Linked DNA regions of Homo sapiens: region 1 is linked to region 2. Evidence: chromatin loops called from intact Hi-C (ENCODE). Cell type or tissue: mucosa of descending colon. All regions are shown on one strand. Each heading gives the region's core, and the rest is flanking DNA. Links, peaks and the distances in the headings are about the cores only.

Evidence for each region. Hi-C counts contacts between places; a loop is a spot of excess contacts. Peaks named below come from ENCODE experiments on the same cell type or tissue, not always from the same donor. Only the 100,000 strongest peaks of a DNase experiment are listed, where the experiment ranks them.
Region 1: a loop joins it to region 2, with 9 times the contacts of the local background. A loop is called at or near these places in 2 of 110 quality-filtered maps.

The regions. Positions count from the first base shown.
Region 1 is chr14:55,973,685-55,979,071 of GRCh38, forward strand. No RefSeq gene overlaps it. Among named protein-coding and RNA genes, the nearest start is that of PELI2, 140 kb to the right of the region's middle. In mucosa of descending colon, for the core only: no CTCF peak of the experiment used is centred there; a DNase peak (open chromatin) is centred at 2,617.
Region 2 is chr14:55,924,030-55,929,416 of GRCh38, forward strand. No RefSeq gene overlaps it. Among named protein-coding and RNA genes, the nearest start is that of LINC00520, 130 kb to the left of the region's middle. In mucosa of descending colon, for the core only: no CTCF peak of the experiment used is centred there; no DNase peak of the experiment used is centred there.

The sequences.
Region 1 (5,387 bases), core at 183-5,182, 50 kb after region 2:
CATCTTGGCAATGAATATGACTCATCCAGTGTAACAGGTCCTCATAAGTAAAAGCTGAACATATAATTTTGACCAAAACTCGTGTAATTTTTCAAAGAATTAAGTTTAATTCATTAGCAGGGAGAAAATGTTGTATGTGGGTGCCACAGGCTAGATTTTCTTAAGTTACCTATGAAAAGATGATATAAATGGAGCTGATTTAAAATTACCTATATCTGAGAACATCCCAAACAAACGTTGGTTTAAAATGATTCTTTCAGTTGAATTGGACTCTTTTGCAAGTACAACTGAGAGAACTGCCCTTTAATTTGGATCTAGTTTAAATTATTTAATGAATCCCCTTTCTCACTTAATTGGACATTAGGTTTAAGAATGAATGAAAGTGCTTCATGTGCCACATAATAGCTAAACACTGTCTGGCAAGCAGCAAAACCAGCTGACATTCTTGAAGAGATGGATCAGTGGTCTGGTCTCAACCTCAGGCCTGGGAAAGCCATTAACCAAACAACTTAAGTTTCATTTTTAATTTAATGCACTGTGTTTAATGCAAAATGTATGGGCATCTTGCGAGGCAGTGTGCTCAATTGTGGGGAATGGCTGTCATCCCAGTGGGTTTATCTTGCAGGCTTGTGGGGCTGCTGTTATTTCCTGGTGGGTGTCTAAGGGAGGAGGCAGGAGAATGCAGAGAATGTGGGGAAATGAAGACTTATGAAGCAGTCCTTTGATTAGATTCGAACAGGCTTCTTTATCCTGTGTGTGTTAGGCTCTGGTGTGCCCTGAAGGAGACTGTGAGTGAGGCTGTGGGTGAAATGCCACACTGGTCCTTGCTGGCTTTGAGACTGCTGGGTCATTGCAGGAATCCAGGAAACAGAATTCAACAGACTGCTGTGAGACACTGATAAAGTTATAGAAATGCCACCCTGAGAAAGGGAGAAAACAGGAGTTCAGAAGGAAATCCACTCTGGATGCTCACCAGGACCACTTTCCAGAGTCTCTGCCCTCACCCAGCACATATTTCCTGGGTGCCTACTATGTGCCAAGCACCAGGCTAAGGTCCTTGGCCTGCAAAATCTTAGTTTTGGTAGATATAATTCCTATCCAGTTAATTAAGGCCACGTTAAAATTTGTAAGTCTTAAGATACACAGAACATTCAGTGGAGACATGAGGAACAGTGTGACTAAATATTGGGGACATCAACTTAACTCATTGCAGCAAACATATGTCACATACCTGTAACATGTTAAGCTCTGTGCAAGGTGCCAATGACAGGCAAAGCAAGAGCAGACCTTACCTGCATGGGCCAGAAAGGGCTTGGAGGAAGTTTACATGTTTAGATTAGAGACATAACTTGAGTCCCATTATGGAGGAAGACCCAGAGACTTGGGAAAATGTAGAATGCTGAGATAATCACAGGAAATTCTGAGAGAGAGAGGGAGAAAGAGATAAGTAGAGAGAGATTAGGTAGACAGATGGCAGTAAGGAAGTTTCAGGCAACAATGCAGGAATAGAAGGATGTTTGAGGCCATCTTTGTAGCTTTCTTTGTAGTGCTATGCCACTGAGTTTTGGTTTTTATCTTGTAGGAGCTGGAAGCCAATGTAAGGTTCAAACAGGGGGATAACTTGAGCACATCCACATTCTAAAACAATTACTCTGGCACTCAAAAAGGAGAAAGAGTGTATCACAAGTTACTGGAGCCGGTGGAGGGGAGCGTTCAGAAAGGCAGCAGTTAACCATTGGAATTGTCCCAGAAAGGTCAAGAAGGGCAATGACTGAAAATAGGCCACTGGATTTGGCAAAGAGGTCAATGGGGCCTTGTCCAGAATGGTGCTCTGGTGGCAACTGGATGACCCTGGCTTAAAGAGTCATTTTCAGGGAAGCAAAGCAGAGGCCCTAATTGTTCAGAATATAGTAGCTTTCTTGTGGTTGTTCTCCAGTCCAGTGAATGTGGTTTGCTTTGTAAGGAAGAAAACCCAAGGAGTGCAGGAGTCCTGGTGGCTCACTCATACCATCAGTTAATATAATGGCCCATGACAGCTGGACTGTGATGTGGGTTGTGTTGCCGCATGGTTTGTCCTTTAACCATGAGGACACAAGCGGCCTCTGGGGCAGCCTTTATTTAGCTCAGGGTCTTTTTCTCCAACTTGGGCTGCCAGCTTTCCTGAGTTTGTTGAGATTATCCTGATTTTTGAGTTTTCAGGATGCAATTTAAAAATAGGAAGCGTTATCGTCATTCCTATGTCCCCAGTTACATTTGTCATCTTCTGAAGATGAGCCTGGGAACACCCTGAGTTTTTTTTTAATTATTTGTTTATTTATTTATTAATTTTTTGAGACAGAGTTTTGCTCTTGCTGCCCAGGCTGGAGTGCAGTGGTGTGATCTCAGCTCACTGCAACATCCACCTCCCAGGTTCAAGCGATTCTCCTGCCTCAGCCCCACAAGCAGCTGGGCCCACCACCAGGCCCATTAATTTTTGTGTTTTTAGTAGAGATGGGGTTTCACCATGTTAGCCAGGCTGGTCTTGAACTCCTGACCTCAGGTGATTCATCCCCCTTGGCCTCCTGAAGTTCTGGGATTACAGGTGTGAGCCACCACACCCGGCCTCCTCCTTGAGTTTGGATGGGGCAGGGAGGAGCTCTGAGCGCTGTGACAAATCGCTGATAACCCATTGGAAAGTCTATAAAGGTGGAGTCACACCCCAGGGACCCTATCCAGTGGTTGCCAGTTCTGTTTCTCCACCCAGTGATAGAGCCAGACTGTTTTTATGACACTGCAATCCAGCCAACTCTTTGCTATAATCAATGTTTCCATTCTTTTCCAAAATAAACATGTGGACGGTCATTTGCAAACAGGGAAATGAAAGTTTTCCATCCCTAGGTGCAGTGCATATATTTTCGCAAACAAAGAATTTAGAAAAGGAATGTAATCTAATCTCTGGTGACTTTGAAATATGTCTGGGGCATTATATCTTGGAAGGTAATTTGTTTCTTTCATTTAGATTCAGGTAAATTCCCCCACCCCACCCCACCCCAACCCCCAACCTCCTTTCTGGCTTTGTACAGAATTGTCAAGCAGAATGGCTTAAAGACAATAGGACCTTATTGTATCACGTTTCAGGAATGAGCAATGAGGAAACAGGAGCCAAGCCTGGAAATGAACATGTCCTTGTAAATGACCAAGAGAAGATAGGAGTTAAAATATGCAACTGTTATGGTGCCAGAAAATTGCCTGCCCTCTTTGAACGGACCGGTGAGTGCTATTTTGCATTTATATCAGGTTTTAAAAATAATAAATGCAATTCTTCCTGCTAAAATGACATGTAATTTCATAACTACTTTGAAGACAGCCCTACCTTTTTGTATTCAAAGAAATGAACAGCTTAATGCCCTAAAAATCCCAGATATCAAACCTGTTTAATGTAAACAGATTTTGTTTAGTCTGAGTGATTGTTGATTTTATTTCAGAAAGAAATGACTGATTAAGAGTTGTGCAGGTGTCATGATCATAGCTTACTTCTTGTTCACTGGGGATGTCAGAGGCAGCCATGCTGTTTATGTATCCACTGAGCTAAATTAGTACCGTTATCACTTCAGTAAAGCTCAGATATTACTGTGTTCTCTGCTAAAGAAACCAATTACAGTATCTGCTGGATGGTATATTAAATGACACCATTTAATTAAAGCCTAATCTCTCTCCGAATGAACAATATTTAAAATTATTGTACGTTATTTCATTCAATTACTGCAAACCTCTGTCCATTTTTAAGCACAGAAAAAACTCATTTGGCACCCTGACAGCCAAGAAGAAGAATTGCTGTTTTGTGTTGTGTTTGGTGCTGAGAGCCCAGTAACAGTCAATCCAGGACACGCATCAGTTCATGAGCTCTTTTAGTTTTAAAATATTTCAGATTTGTTTCTCAGGCCTCTTGGCAGCCAAAGGCCCTATTCTACAATTGCCAGGTCTCCCTCCAAGGACTGGGGTATAATGGAGATCTCTAAAAAGAATATGTTTAGATGAATAAAGCCATTAAAGAAATACAATTCCCATGCCAGGAGCCAAGCTATGTAACTGACAGGATAGCAATTCATTTAGAATGAATATCTCATAAGGGAATGCAAGAATTAAAATGGACATAACAGTGAACTCAAGAGATTACCTGCAATAGAAAGGAAAATTCACTTGTTTGAGGGAGAAATGAGTTAAAAAGATGTAACTACTAAGAAAAAGAGATGGGGGGAGCCAAACGTGAATGGACTCTCATTCCCACTAGTCATTTAATTTAGCCATGGAGAAATGTTGGCGCACATTTAGGTGGCAGAGCACAGCAGCCTCTAGCCAAGTAACAGTATGTTGCTTCTTTAGCTTTATCATATCAAAGAATATGGTGCATGGATTGAGTGTGTTTATCAGTCTATTGGCTCATTAATAAGATCCCAAGAAAGATAAATATTAATAGCAATGATGCATCCCACATAGTGGAAATGGACTCCAGAACCCAGACTGTGGGTGAGAAGGTTGGAACTCAACCCTAGGCTCTAGCACCATGACTTGCTCACAGGAAGTCCTCTGCCAATGTCTTCCGGTTCCCTGAAGACATAATCTTGATGTGTGAATTTAATGGCCCAAGGCGAAACCGATCTATTTCTTTTGGCCAGTCCTTGATAGGTGCGGCCTGTTGGAGTCCACGTTCAGACCTAGGGAACGGTGGTGGTCAGTGATGGCTATAAAGATGACCAGTGTATAGGGTAGGGAACCTCCACTCATAGGTCCCCTTACTTGTGCAGCTTCCTGGATTTTTTTCCCTTAGTGTTACATTTTGAAGACAACTGTTAATTTTATGTAATTTTAATCACCTACAGTTAGGGAACATATGCAATGTCCAAGGCTTATTATCATGGCTATAAATTAGTCCTGTATAACATAGAGATTAAAAATATAGGTTTTAGAGTCCCTTACTCATTCACTCATTTAGCAAATGTTTACAGATTCCTAAAGAGACCCTACCCAGAAAAAAAACTCAAATTCCAATTCCCAGCCCACCCTTGCTAACAAAATAGTGTTGAACATATTATTTAACTTTCCTCATCTGTAGTGTGAGGTTAATAATACATATTTCCTGGGCTTACTGTGAAAATTAAGAGAGCCATTTCAGTGTCTCCCATGTAACAAATACTCAGCAAATAGTAAATACACTATGATTATTGCTTTACATAAGTAGATGCCAATTATCTTCCAAAGATTTATAGTTTGGCTGAGAGGCTGTACACAGAAAGTAATAATGATTTATTAAAAGCAATAGGTAAAGAACCAGCAAAAGTGACTGCCAGCTTGTGTGGGACTGTACCTCTTAACATCTATATATATGCATATACATACACAGAGAGTTT
Region 2 (5,387 bases), core at 322-5,321:
CTCTAAAGTTCTGTTTTCTATGACTTAGCAATGGAGTCAAAAATTTCAGAGTTCCAAAAGACCATCCAACAGCCTATTCTGAAGACTATTATTTGGGAACCAAAATAAAAGTATCATGATTGGTCACTAGTTGCCTGGAGCTAGTTTATTGGCATTTAACATTGGCCCAAGCAACTCTCATCAATTTCCCTTTTTAGAACCTATCTACATCCTGTGAGATCAGAAACTTTCAGACCTGTCACCATTGAACATAGAATGGGAAAAAACAGTCTGTGATCATCAGCTACCTTTAATTTTTGGAAGCACATTGAAGTTTACTGGCATTCAACAAATAAATCCCAATATAGTGATTTCAGCTTGCAACAAATTGGTTAAAAAGGAAAGGGAGTAAATGGATATTTTTGTGCTATTGTTACCATGCAATCCAGCTGATATTTTCATTTTCTTCTCCTTTTCTCCTTTCTTTCCTCAACCTTTCTTTTCTTGGTGCTTTTATATTTGGACTTTAAAATAATGTGTTTATTCATAAATATTTTTATGAATGGGAAAACAACAGTTGGTTTTGCTAAGAGTTCTTCTGGATTATAGAAGCTAATTGGAGGTGCTATTGTAACGGAGAACAGCAGACATTTACATTCAGTTCCCAAGATGTTAGATTCTAGCAAATCCTTTAGGAATACAAACTGCCAGGGTTTCATTCTCATAAGTGTGTTTTTTCAAAGCAGAAAAACTGATAATGAAGGTTCTGCAGGTTCTAATTATCTCGGTAGCCTTCTAGTGGATTATAGCAGCTATAACACAGACCCAAAACTATGGTGGCTTAGAGGAGACAGGAACTTGTCGCTCATCTGACAGTTCAGGTGAAAGCAGTCTGGGGCTAGCTTGGTAGTTCCTCTGTATCAGCGACCCAGGTTTCTTCAATCTTGCTGCTCTGTCGTTCCTAGGGCATCCTGCTTCCACATCATCCAATCTGTCTCACACCCATGTTTGCATTTCAGCCCATGGAAACCAGAAAAGGCAAATAGAGTGCCTGTCCCTTCCCTCTATCGGCAATGCCTGGCTGTTGCACACATCACTCCTGATCATTTCATGTTGGCTAGAACTTAACCACGTGGCTCTGTGCTGGTTAACAACCAGGTGTTTTATTCCTACAGAAGAAGGGAGCATGGGTCTTAGGAGACAATTGCCAGTTTCTGCCATGTTGTCAATTCACGAAGTTTCCTCATTTTTGGTGGTAATGACAGTTACATCTGTTTTATACAAACCTCTGTTGTTGTTGTTGTTGTTGTTGTTTTTTGATTAAGGGGAAGCTTGTATGTTGGCCTCTGTGGACGTATATGGACTCCTCAGTTGCTGAAAGTTGCCTTGATTGATTTTCATCCTGAGTATCTCAAAAACAAAATCATTAGAACATTCAAATCCAAGAGCCTAACAGTCCACTGGAATTTTATGAACAAACCTAAAAAGAGCAAAAGACCCTAAGCAACATTGCCATCACATACAAAATTTTACTTTGAAAGCAGGGTGGGGAAATTTTCCCCTCAGGTGCTAAGGGTCCCTGGAAGAATGTTCACTGATCATGGACCACTGTATTGTTTTCATTTTTAAATGGGGTTGCAAGCTGCAATTCTCACAGCAGGCTCACCACAACTCCCTCCCGTACCCTTTCCTTACATTTTAAAATTTCTTTACACTTTTAGAAGTTCCTTCATATCATTTCATGTTTATTTCCCCACCTCCACCCCTTTATTCTTTCTGGTTGTGGGATCAAGCTTTCTTTGACTCTTTCTTGGAAAAAATATACTGTCCAATGAACAACAAAGTACCAGGCTGGCTCCACTCTGCCTGTCTGTAAACTCTCCCTCACTGGCTCACAACGGTGCCTGTTATTTCCACCCCTGGAGGGGCTCCTTTGGATAGGATCATTTTTTTCCGCTGTTTCCCCCTAAGGAGAATAACATCTGAGCAGCCATTAATGCCCCAGGGTGGACTGCATTTCAGATTAGCCACACAGAGCAGAATTAAAGCAGAGGGCAGAGGCATATTTCCATGAGGGACTGGGAGTTGCAGTTCCTAGAAAACAAAGGCTGTGAGCAGGGAGTGAGTCCCTGGCGCAGAGGTGACCTTGAGCATACACCACATGACCTCTGTCTCTGCTCCTGCCCACAGCGCCCCGTTCTTCAATATGGTCAACTGTCATTTTTCCGAGAGCACTGTGTAAATACAGCTTCAAACCTGAGCCCATTTCCTGGAGCGTGTAAGCCCCTCCTATATGGAAATTCAGGAGCTGGCACTGGTCAGCAGCACCCACCGGTGAAAGGTGGGTATGAAAAGGAAGAGTAAACAGAAAGCCAGAGCACCTGTGGGTAAATTTGTCTCCCTGCATGATCTACCTACCACAGGCTCTGATGGTATATAAACTATGAAGCAAAGAACGTGGTGCTTCTGTGGTTTACAAGTACTCTTTTCTGATGGCAGAAACGTACTGTCTGAGTCAGGATAGTAATAATAATAGTAATAATATCCAACCTATTCTGAGCGCTTCCTTCATGCCAGGTGCTGTGCTTCTATATACCCCGTCTGGATTAATCCTCACAGCAAATCTTCGACGCATATATTATTAATTCTGTGTTACAGATGGGAAAGCTGAGGCCCTTCAAGGTGAAGTTAATGTTTCCAAGGTCAGAAAGCTACTGACTAACAGCAGGAATTCAAAGTCATACCTGTCTAACTCTGAAGCCCATATGCTTAGCAGAAGGGGTTGTAAACTCTAGGTGATGAACTCTTTGAGCATGCGATGGAAGCTATAGGTCTTCTCTGGCAGCATTCCAGCTTTAGGGAGTTTAAAATGTGTATGCACAGACAGTGGGATCATCTTGTCTCTCTACCTCCTACCATCCCCACAAGGTTAAAGAGCGCCTGCTTTGTTCTAGGAGCATTCCACACTGTAGGGCTACTGCTCCCTACCTTTCTGGACAGTGAGGCCCAATTTTCCTTTGCCCTTCTTCATAAGAAATGAGAAAAGCCCTGATTCCAAAGTACTTGTCTATTTGAAGAAAAAGCCCAAGGTGGGAGAGAAAGGCTGTCCAGTACTCACATCATTCACAGCCTGTCTGAATTCTGCCCCAAGAGGATGCAAATGAGAATAAGATCAGTTCACAGCCCGGGGCGTGAAGGGACTGGGCATGTCCCCTGGACCAAAGGCAGCCTTTCATTGGGAAGTCTGGCCTCTGACCTGGAAATGCAAAACAGACCAGAGGGCAAAGGACACTCTGGAGCCAGCAGCTGCTTTCCTGGAAAGACTGAAAATCTCCTACCATGGGTCCCAATTAACCCTGCCTGGGCTAACCAGGGGCCATTTCAAGAGGCCCAGTGGTGCCTTTTGTGAGTAAATAGGGCCCTTTGGGAGTATGTATCCCTCTTCATTGCCCCTACCATTTATTTAATACTAATTTACGTATTTTATAAACATACTGTGGTTTTTTCAACCTTTGTGGTGAATTCCCCCTGATCCTCTCCACCTTTTTTTTTTTTTTTGGCAAAATCTTAAAATTTTTGGTATTTCAAGGAGTCTGCAAAGTCCAAGATGTCTTACCTTAATAATAGGAGTCCATGCACAGCTGTAATAATTGGTCCTCTAGGTATAAGTGCTCCCTGACATGAGTCACAGACTTATTCTCAGTGACAGCATTGGAGTGAAGAGTCCTGTGTGGAAGTCACTGAAGCTCATCAAGAGGGGCTGCCAGCCCGCTGCCCCTGGAATATGGGTCACCTTTGAGAGGAAAGGAGGGGCTCAGACGGGAGGGAGATGGGAGCAGGTGGCAGTGAAGCCCCAGCTTGGCTACCTGGAGAGGTTTGCATTGCCACCCAGAGTATGCCAGCGTCTCAGAAGATGGAACACGGAGCAAGGCCAGCAGAAATGATTTTGAGCACAGGTTTTGCTATGGTAGGAATTGGTGATTTACACATGAAGTTTTGTAGATCATTACTTCTGGATCCTTAGATGAAGAAACCTCTGGTTCCTTATGAATACTGTATTGTTGGGAATAGAAAAATAAAAGTGTAGAGCTTTTAAAGAAATGAAATTTGACCTTTAAAATAAAGGCTATGCCTCAGAATGCCTTGTGAGGGGTGATCCCCTACGTGAAAAAACTGAAAGCCTTTTAAAGGAACCAGATTCAGGAAGGGGATAAAAAAGTGTAACATGGAAGCAGCTCAGGGGAGCTAATATAGGCAGTTTAATTAACATCTCCTGAGCAGGTGAGGATGGGCAGAGACAAGGTTGAGCATAAATCATTAGCTTTTGTGACTTTTTACTCTTTCTAGGTAAAGATTAATGGAAGAAGGTGATCTTTGTTATAACTATAGAACAACTGGTTGCAAAAGTTGCACTCAAGCAATTAATTACTCATGGTATTTATCCTGCAATTAGAGTATGCTGCCACTAATTCTCCCCTGCTCTCCTTTGCCTGCTCCAAACGACAAGGCTTATCAAAGAACCACTTCCTAACAATATTTTTTCCAGTTTAATTTTATGTAACAAGCACTTACTCAATCTGTTAAACATTAAACAATAGATAAGCCATAATGGTTATAGGCTTTTAAAGATATAAATGTCTACGAAAAATCTGGTGGTTTTCTTTCTAACCATTTTTTGAAGTACCCTTTTTATTATGAAATATGTTATATATACAATAGAGAATATATAATATATATGCAATTTAAGAGCCGATAATAAAGACTGACAACCAGTGTAATCACTGAGAATACAACATTGCCAGTGCATCTGAAGCCCTCTATGCATCCCTCCCCAATTGAATCTCTCCTGTCTCCCGTGAAGATGTATCCACTCTGTCGAATACTGAATTTATCATTCCTTGCTTTTCTTTATAGTTTTTTCTTATCACACTTGTATGCATCCTTTAAAATATAGTATTTAGGTTTTCTTTTATATAGCTAGAATCATATTTATCTATTGCTTTGTGGCCTGTTTGCTTTATTCTACACTATGTTGACAAGTATAGCTGTTGTTCATTCATTTTTACAATGGAATAGTTTTCCATTGTATAGATTTTCCAAATCTATTTATTCCTTCCCCTGTTGATGGACATTTGGGGTGTTACCAGTTTTGCTGTATCACAAATTGTCCTGCTATGAACATTCTTGTTTTTATCTCTTTGCACACATGTACCATCCCGACTGTATTCCAGCCAGGAGGAAGGAGAAAAGGGAAGGGGAAGAGCGTGCCCCTTCCCTTCCATGCAGAGATCACTTCACATGTATCCAATTGGCGAAAATGTAGTTGGGTGGCCACACTTAGCTTCAAAGGAGGCTGGGAAATGTAGTTCGTACCCAGGTGAAAACTCAGAAGAGGGATTGAGAGTCAA